Regions from separate parts of the Homo sapiens genome. Here region 1 is linked to region 2. Evidence: chromatin contacts called from ENCODE Hi-C or POLR2A ChIA-PET data. All regions are on one chromosome and are shown on one strand. The core of a region is the stretch at or near the end of the contact, and the rest is flanking DNA. Distances in the headings are between cores, read along the strand shown. Region 1 holds the start of RAI1-AS1 (RAI1 antisense RNA 1). Region 2 holds the start of SREBF1 (sterol regulatory element binding transcription factor 1).

The links. Hi-C counts contacts between places; a loop is a spot of excess contacts on that map. ChIA-PET counts read pairs that join two places held with the same protein, here RNA polymerase II (POLR2A). Pooled maps may share reads with other maps.
Region 1: a pooled map shows a loop between it and region 2 (7-fold over the local background). The contact joins the promoter of RAI1-AS1 here to the promoter of SREBF1 in region 2. A Hi-C loop is called at or near these places in 9 of 168 maps with a recorded cell type or tissue (B cell, CD4-positive, alpha-beta memory T cell, CD8-positive, alpha-beta T cell and 4 more), 25 of 37 single-sample maps with no recorded cell type and 19 of 50 pooled maps. POLR2A ChIA-PET finds 5 or more read pairs at or near these places in 18 of 52 experiments (B cell, BJ, CD4-positive, alpha-beta T cell and 13 more).

Annotation. Positions count from the first base shown.
Region 1 is chr17:17,763,802-17,767,994 of GRCh38, reverse strand. It overlaps RAI1-AS1 (RAI1 antisense RNA 1), which reads left to right and starts at 1,693. Exons shown (of 2, transcript NR_130894.1): 1 at 1,693-2,177. The region is part of intron 2 of RAI1 (retinoic acid induced 1); the gene reads right to left. RefSeq lists enhancers at 1,670-1,729, 4,106-4,193.
Region 2 is chr17:17,834,580-17,838,560 of GRCh38, reverse strand. It overlaps SREBF1 (sterol regulatory element binding transcription factor 1), which reads left to right and starts at 1,575. Exons shown (of 19, transcript NM_004176.5): 1 at 1,575-1,834. The coding sequence starts at 1,744. RefSeq lists enhancers at 1-895, 896-1,798, 1,799-2,700 and silencers at 1,567-1,726, 1,917-2,196.

The DNA.
Region 1 (4,193 bases), core at 444-2,943, 71 kb after region 2:
TCTGGAGCTTAAGAGATAGGGGTTCAGAGAGGCAAAGTCATTTGCCCAGGATCACGAGATGGGAAAGTGCTCAAGGCTGGAGTGAGCCCACGTTTCTGAGCTTACCGGCTCAACTACGTACTTGGTGGCAGTGCCAGCCCTGTGCCCACCCTGCCACAAACATCACCAGGCCCACCTGTGAGTAGCAAGGCTGGAATAACAAGGCCACCATTGCAAGGAAAACACTGAGACTCTTGGCGGGAGCCTGAGAAATGTCCTTCAGTCTCTCCCTGCAGAGAGGCAAAGGCTGAGGCTTAGGGAGGGCGATGACCCCTGAAGGATCACAGCACACAGCAAGCCTTCCAAACCCCAGTCCCCACAGCCCAGCTTCCAAAGACATTTTTTTTCTGACCTGCCAAATGCTCATGATCTGAAGCACAATGGAAAAGGCAGGATGCAAAAGCAGGCATTCAACACAATCCCAATTTTCTTAAACAAACTGGGTGGAAATGCACGAAAGTACTAACATCAGTGTGTTCTCAGCAGAGGGGCTGGAGCTGACTTCATTTTCTTCTTTACATTCTTTAGTATCTTTTTTTTTTTTTCAGCGAGTTTTTTTAAAAAGACCAACAGCTCTGAGTTTTCTAGAATGAATGGGAACAGGAATTTGTAGAACCAAATTCTGGTTAATGGAGAGTTGCCATAGATACGGTGTGGGGATTACACATTCCCCAAGATCCAGAGCATAACACAATAATTCTGGGCCTGCTGTGGCCTAGGCCTCTCTTCCCTTCTTTGTTGAGGATTCAGTAGGCTCCTCAGGCCCCGGGGTCCTCCCTGGGACATTTCCACCTGGCTCGTTGGGGAAGTCAGTGCTCTGGACGGTGTGCACCCCAGCAAAGGGCTGTGGGGGGTTCCTGGAGCTGGGAGTTGACTGGGCCAGGGCTCATTGGGAAGCATGTCCATGTGTGTGCTATGCCCTCCTGCCCAGTCTCCACTCTGGCCCTCACTGGTCCCTGCCCCACTCCGCCCTCCCCTCCCATCTGAGACCTCCCTCAGACTCACACCACCCCACCCTCTCCTGCTCGCAACCCATGGGCTTCCAAAGCCACAAGACCAGATTCCTGCCCTCCCCTGAGCTGGCCCCTGCCACCATCTATCTCCAGCACCCGCAGTGCTCTCCCAGGCCTCAGAGACAGTGGCTCCTTTCCTGCCTCCACACCTTTGCTGTCTGCTGCCTGGAGCACCGATTCCTGTGCCAGGCTGTGGCCATCACATGGGGCCTAACAGTGCCGCCGCCTGTGCGCCTGCCTGTCATCCCCAGCAAACCCTACCACGCTGCCTGCTGGGGTCCCCGCCCTGGGCCTCGCACAGTGCAGTGCTGGGGAATCCATCAGCAGTGCTCTCCGCCTGCCTTGGAGGTGGGGCTGGGTTGAGGCCCCAGCACGCCCCAGTGCTGACGCCCAGAGTTCGGCAGACAGAGCAGAGCCACCTCCTGCCCAGAGAGCACCCTGGGTCTCTGGCCTGAGAAGAGCTTACAGCTCCTTAATAGAAGCAGGCCTCGGACGCGCCTGAGTGACACCACGCCTGGCTGAGAGGTGGTGGCTCGCATCAAAGCCTCATTTTTCTTCTTCCTGTTAGGCGCTGAAACAATTTACATAGAGCGCCCCACATGTGTCTGCGACAAAGATGCATCTTTCTCATAACTGGCAGGCATCCTCCCTCGGCTTCCCAGACACCCCCATCAATGCCTGGCCCCCTTCCTTAGGAGTGGGGGTCTCAGAGACATGAGGCTTGGGGAGGCCAGCCAAAGTAACAACTAGGCCATATGTTTCTTAAAAACAAAACCCAACAGCCCTTAAGGGCTTGGGGGTGGGGAATGCATCCTGCAGGACCAGGACAGCTGCACGGGACACTACAATGTGAGTTCACAAGAAGGCCGCCTGGCTGCTCAGGGGCTGGCCTGGGCACCTCGGAACCAGGCCTGGACCCCAGGTCTTCCCTGTGATGAATCCAAGTTCAAAGGCACCAGCTCCAGCACCTACCGCTCAGGCTGGGAGGCTCCAGGGGCAGCTCCCAAGAAGCCCTGTCTTCTAGAACCAGAGCCTGAAGCCCCACCATTCTCCTGGCTTCATTCCAGGCAAAGGATTACCCATGCTTGGCTTCTAAGAAATGCCACACCCCAAGAGGGTAACAGGGTAAGTCTTACCACCCCTGTGAGCGATCAGCACTGGGGCCCTTCATCCTGTGTGTCCAAGAGTGGGGAACAGAGGCAGGCTGAACCCCAGCCCGAGGCCCCAGGGCAAGTGGTCCCCTCCCCTGACTTAAAAGATGGGCCGTCTTCCCTCTTGTGAAACGGGTGACTTGCAGGGAGATTCCTCACACGTGTACCTGGTGGAAGTGAGTTCAGTGCATTCAAATATTATACAACTATTCTTGCCTGTGTACTAGAATGTGCTATAACACCACCGTGTGACTCACACAGTAAGGCCTACGTCTTGCCGTTTGGGGCTGCACACTCAGCCTCATGTGTCTGGGCCTTGCTTTACACGATTTTCATCTTGTGTGTACAATACAGACCCCCAAGTCGCCTGGAAGACAAGTCCACGCTGGGGATGTTTCTGGATTCTGAGGTGGAGGAGCCCTAGGGCTGGGCCCACATACCTTCCCCTCCACCTCCTGCCTGGACTGTACCTCGGTCTCTTCTGTGTGTCCAGTAGAGGCTTCTTAAATGCAAATGAGACCATGGCAGTTCCACTTCCAAGGCACACATTGAATGGGAACTCCACATACAGGAACCAAACAATGTGTTGGAGAATGTTCACGGCAGGTATATTCACAAGATCCTCCAACTATTTTAGTTTTCAAAAAAATGTTTGAGAGATGAGGTCTTGCTATGTTGCCTGGGCTGGTCTCAAACTCTCCTCCCGTCTCAGCCTCCCAAAGTGCTGGGAATACAGGCGCAAGCCACCGAAGATCCTCCGATTATAAACAATCCAAGTGTTCATCAAAAGTAGGAGGGAGAAATAAGCTGTGGCATATGCACACAATAGAATACTACACAATAATGAAAAACCACTGCCACACACAGCACAGATAGGTCTCATAAATAGTAAAAGAAGAGGAGGCCAGGCGCGGTGGCTCATGCCTATAATCCCAGCACTTTGGGAGGCCGAGGTAAGCAGATAGCTTGAGGCCAGGAGTTCAGGACCAGCCTGGCCAACATGGCAAAACCCTAAAAATACAAAAATTAGTTAGGCGTGGTGGCAGGCACCTGTAATCCCAGCTACTTGGGAGGCCGAGGTAAGCAGATATCTTGAGGCCAGGAGTTCAGGACCAGCCTGGCCAACATGGCAAAACCCTAAAAATACAAAAATTAGTTAGGCGTGGTGGCAGGCACCTGTAATCCCAGCTACTTGTGAGGCCGAGGCACGAGAATTGCTTGAACTCGGGAGACGGAGGTTGTAGTGAGGCGAGATCGCACCACTGCACTCCAGCCTGGGTGACAGAGCAAGATTTTGTCTCAAAAAAAAAAAAAAAAAAGAGGAAAAGAAGTTGGACAGAAAAGGTTTCATGTCTGTGAAACTCAAAGGCAGACAAAAGTACTCTTGGGCAGGAAATGCCTGATGAGGGGGATAAGGGACATCTGGGGGCTGGTGATGTTCTTTTTCTTGATCTGAACTTCAGTTATACCCGAGTGTGTTTGGTTTGCAGAAATTCATCAGCTGTCCACCTATGATTCGTGCTCTTCTCTGTATGCAAGTCAATAAAAAGTTAAAAAGTAAAACTAAATGAGGCTGCAGCCTACTCTACTCAATCCCTCCCAAGGCTCCTCACCTTGCTCAGGGTAAAGTGCTGAACCTTCTTGGTCTTTGTGGTCAGTGTCGGCACCACCACCAAATATTTCCTGTCCTCCTCAGCCAAAGGCAGCAAGCGTGTCACTAGCCCATAAAGATGTCCGGAGGATGGCCATGTGGCCCACTTTGCAGTGAAATTCAAGTGGAAGTGCCACATGCTGCTTTAGGAAGCTCCATGCATCTGTACACCTGTCTCTCTCCCTCTGTGCCACGAAAATAGCCCTAATGGCTGTTGTTCTGTCTGCCCAGGTCCTGAGTGACATCAGTGAGCAGTTTCCCAGCTGTCTGGTCAGAGACCTGGCATGAGTGAGGGTCAAACCCTGTTTGAAGGGGCTGATATTTGGGGATATTTGTTAT
Region 2 (3,981 bases), core at 326-2,825:
CCCACCCCCTCCCTGGGAAGGGCTGTTTAAATTTTCAGGGAAGTCACCAGCTTCCTGCAGCCTCTAGAGTGTTGGTGGGGGTGGGGCACTGAGGAGAAGCCAGCTTTGTTCTCTGTGTTCTCCAGCAGTTGTTCATCTGGAGGGAGTGGGTCCTGGGTGGACCCTTGAGCAGGGCTACTTGGGGAGATGTGGTTTGGCGACCCCTATGACTTCTGGCGCCGCTATTCTGGGTAATTTTCCACCGCAGCCACTTCTGGGAGAGGAACAAAGGGAGCTGGATGTCCAGGCTGAGCCCCAGGGACTTGGGCTCTGTGGCTTCTCTCCCCCACACACCCCTTCTAAAATGCATCATGAATGTTACTCCTGCTTAGGGCGTGGCCAGATAGGCTATATCTGGAGTTTGAGCAAGGCAGTCTGCAGGATGGCTTGACTTATGAAGGTCTGGGGTCGGGAAGGCCTGAGGCCCAGGCCCCTGATGAGTTTCCTGGACTGCCCTCCACCAAGGGTGCTTCTCTCTGCTTGCATACCTCTGGGGACAGGGAGCTCACTGCCTTATCACATTCAGATTCCTGAATGTTAATTCTGGTTTATTTCAACCCACCTCATTGGGACCCCTTCCCTCCTTCCTGCCCCACCTGGCTCTGTCCCTAGGCCACAGAACCAGGTTCGGTTTCCAGCCCTCTTCTCAACAGGGCTGCCTGCTCTGATCTAGTCCCAGCTTGTGATGATCCAGGGCAGCCTGGCTCTGATCTAAAGCACAGCTACCTCTTCCTTGCGGCCCCTATCCTGGCTGCTCCTGGGAATAAGTGCCAAATCTGGGGTCAGACAGCCCTGGGGCCAGTCTTCCTTGGGTACTGGCTTCCTCCTTCAGGAGCTGCACTGGGCCCACTGGTATCCTATCCCTACAGCTGGATCTGGGAGGAAACCAGATGACGAAATTCCAGCCTCTTTCTTTGGCCACTCCTGTCCTCAAGAGGCCAATCTTCTGGTTTCTTTGCAGAGAGGGGGCAGGCTGATCTCACAGGTCATGCTCCCCTCCACATTGTCACTAGCCTCCCAGCCTGCCCGTGAGAAAGCATCATTAGGCCCATGTTACAAATGAGGAAAATTGAGGCAGAGTGATGTAACTGGCCCAGCAGTTACATCAGGCCTGCTCACAACACAGCAGGCCTGGGACCCCTATAACTTGGATCCTGGTCTGTCTTGTTCTAAAGAGTCAAATCTAGGAAATGAGGAAATGAAGTTTGGGATGGGCCCAGGCCTGGGGCTTCCACTCGGCTTCCTTGCTTGGTGCTGGAGAAACAGAGGCCCAGAGAGGGGGCTCGGCTTGCCCGCGTTCCCGCAGCAGCCGGCCAGAGGCCGCTGCCATTGTGCGCGAGGCTGGATAAAATGAATGACTGGAGGGCGCTCTGGAGGAGGGGCCGGCTGAGGGGAGATTTGTGGCGCAGACCGGGGATCAGGGGTCCCCCGCTCTCTCAAGGTGGGGCGGGGCCGTCTATCTGGGAGGGCGGGTCCTCCCCGAAAGGCCCCGCCTCCGCCTCGACCGCCCAGCAGAGCTGCGGCCGGGGGAACCCAGTTTCCGAGGAACTTTTCGCCGGCGCCGGGCCGCCTCTGAGGCCAGGGCAGGACACGAACGCGCGGAGCGGCGGCGGCGACTGAGAGCCGGGGCCGCGGCGGCGCTCCCTAGGAAGGGCCGTACGAGGCGGCGGGCCCGGCGGGCCTCCCGGAGGAGGCGGCTGCGCCATGGACGAGCCACCCTTCAGCGAGGCGGCTTTGGAGCAGGCGCTGGGCGAGCCGTGCGATCTGGACGCGGCGCTGCTGACCGACATCGAAGGTGCGTCAGGGCGGGCAGGGCTTGAAGCTGCGCCGGGTGGCGCGAGTAGGGGGCGCGCAGGTGTCTCCCTGGCCTTTGTCTCCCCCACGGGCGCCAGCTCCGTGCTGTGCTCGCGCGGGACTTCCCGGTGTCTCTGAGCTCGGTGTCCCGAGCCTCACCGAGCCTCCCTGGTTCCCGCGCTAGCGTCTCGGGCCGCGCGCTTGTGGGTGAGGGCTCCTGGGCCGGGCCGGGGTCCCTTGGCGGCTCCGGGCCGGGACACGTGCGCCTCTACGCGTCCCAGGCCGGGTGCCGCCCGACCGGTGACTCTCCAGCCCTGTGATGGCCACGGCTGAAGCTGGGGACCCAGGCGTCGCCGAAGCTCCGCCCCAGCCCCAGCCGTGACGTAATTGCGAGGTTACTCACGGTCATTCCCTCCGGCCCGAGAGTTCAGCTCGGCGTCGGAGCTCTTGCGCATGCGCATGGGCGCTGCCTCGCGCCCTTCCCCCGCCTCGTGTCGGGTTCTCCCGGTCTGCGACGGGCACAGCCTCCGCACTCATTCACTGACATCCACCGAATGCCAGGCCCCGTCTTAGGCACCGAGGGTTTACAGACAGACCTGGGTACCCCCTCTTTTAGGGAACACAAAAATCTCCCGGGAAACCAAACGGGTATTTAGTTGTACCTTGGGTGGAGCGAGGCTGGGGGAGGGCAGGGATGTGGCTACTTTGGGTAGAGCGGTCAGGGACTTCTAAGCTGAGACCTGAGGGTCACCCCCAGGACCAGCAAGGAAAGATGTTTTCCAGGCCACGGCAAGGGAAGGGCAAAGGCCTCGAGGCAGGGCCTAAGTGTGAGGAGTTAGAGGCTTGCAAAGGAGTGAGGTCAGGGAGGAGGAGGACGCAAACCGACTTGGTCGGCCAGGGAAAGGGCGGAGCAGAACAGTGGCACCGGCTTCCATCTTTGGAGCATCACCCTGGCTGTGATGAGAAGGGGTTTGGGGCCAATGGTGGCACCAAGTGCCAATTAGGAGGCCCGTTGCTTCCATTTTGTAGATAGAGCAAACGGAAGCCCCTAGCAAATTGCCTGCATGGTTTCTGTGCAGGAGTTTTAGCAGCACTAGCTAAGTTGCACTTGGTTGATGAGGAAACTGAGGCCAAGGTCGCAGGAACAAGATGCCTAGACTCACAGCCTGAATGGACATGTCCATGGAACCCGTGGCCACCCTGGGGTTGGCAAAACAGATATATCTATGCCACCACCACTCCTGCCCTACTGCAGCCTTGCAGATGAGCCCAGCTGGTTGCCAGCCCCAGAAGCTTCCCAGCCCTCCCTCCTTCCCCCTGGGGCTGGGCTAGGGGAGGACCCCAGAGGAGAGGCCCTGATTGTGAGGCTTTTCCAAAACAGCCTCCCCTATCCCTGGCACGAGGGGTTGTCCTTCACTGCCCTCTGGAGTGATGAACCCTGAAATCCCAAGCCCTAGGGAGATCTGGGCCTGACTCAACTACCAGTTCCACATCACTGGGCCCAGTGAGTGTAGTCCCAAGAGGCAACGTGACCAAGCCAGGAGGACATGCGCTTTGGGGTCAGAACTTGAACCTGGACACTCCTCACTTCCTTTGTCATCCTGCTCAAGCCCTCTCACCCTCTAAACCTTAGTTTCCACCTCCAGAAAAATGATGCAAACCCTCCCTTCATGGGCAAGTTGGACAACAGAACCCGTTCTGGGCCACAGGTCTGATACAGACCTTTGTTTGTTTGTTTGTTTGTTTTCTGCAGTGGCGCAATTTTGGCTCACTGCAAGCTCCTCCTCCTGGGTTCACGCCATTCTCCTGCCTTAGTCTCCCAAGTAGCTGGGACTACAGGCGCCAGCCACCACGCCTGGCTAATTTTTTGTATTTTTAGTAGAGACGGGGTTTCACTGTGCTAGCCAGGATGGTCTCGATCTCCTGACCTTGTGATCCGCCCGCCTCAGCCTCCCAAAGTGCTGGGATTACAGGTGTGAGCCACCGCTCCCAGCCCAGACCTTTCTTACTGACAGAATCTGGTCTGGGCCAGAGGTCTGATACAGACCTTTCTTACTGACTCATGGATAAAAACATTGTCTCTCCAGAACCAAAGGCCAGGCATGGGCAGCCATGTGGCCCAAGGTCTAGTCTATGAGAGAGTGGGGG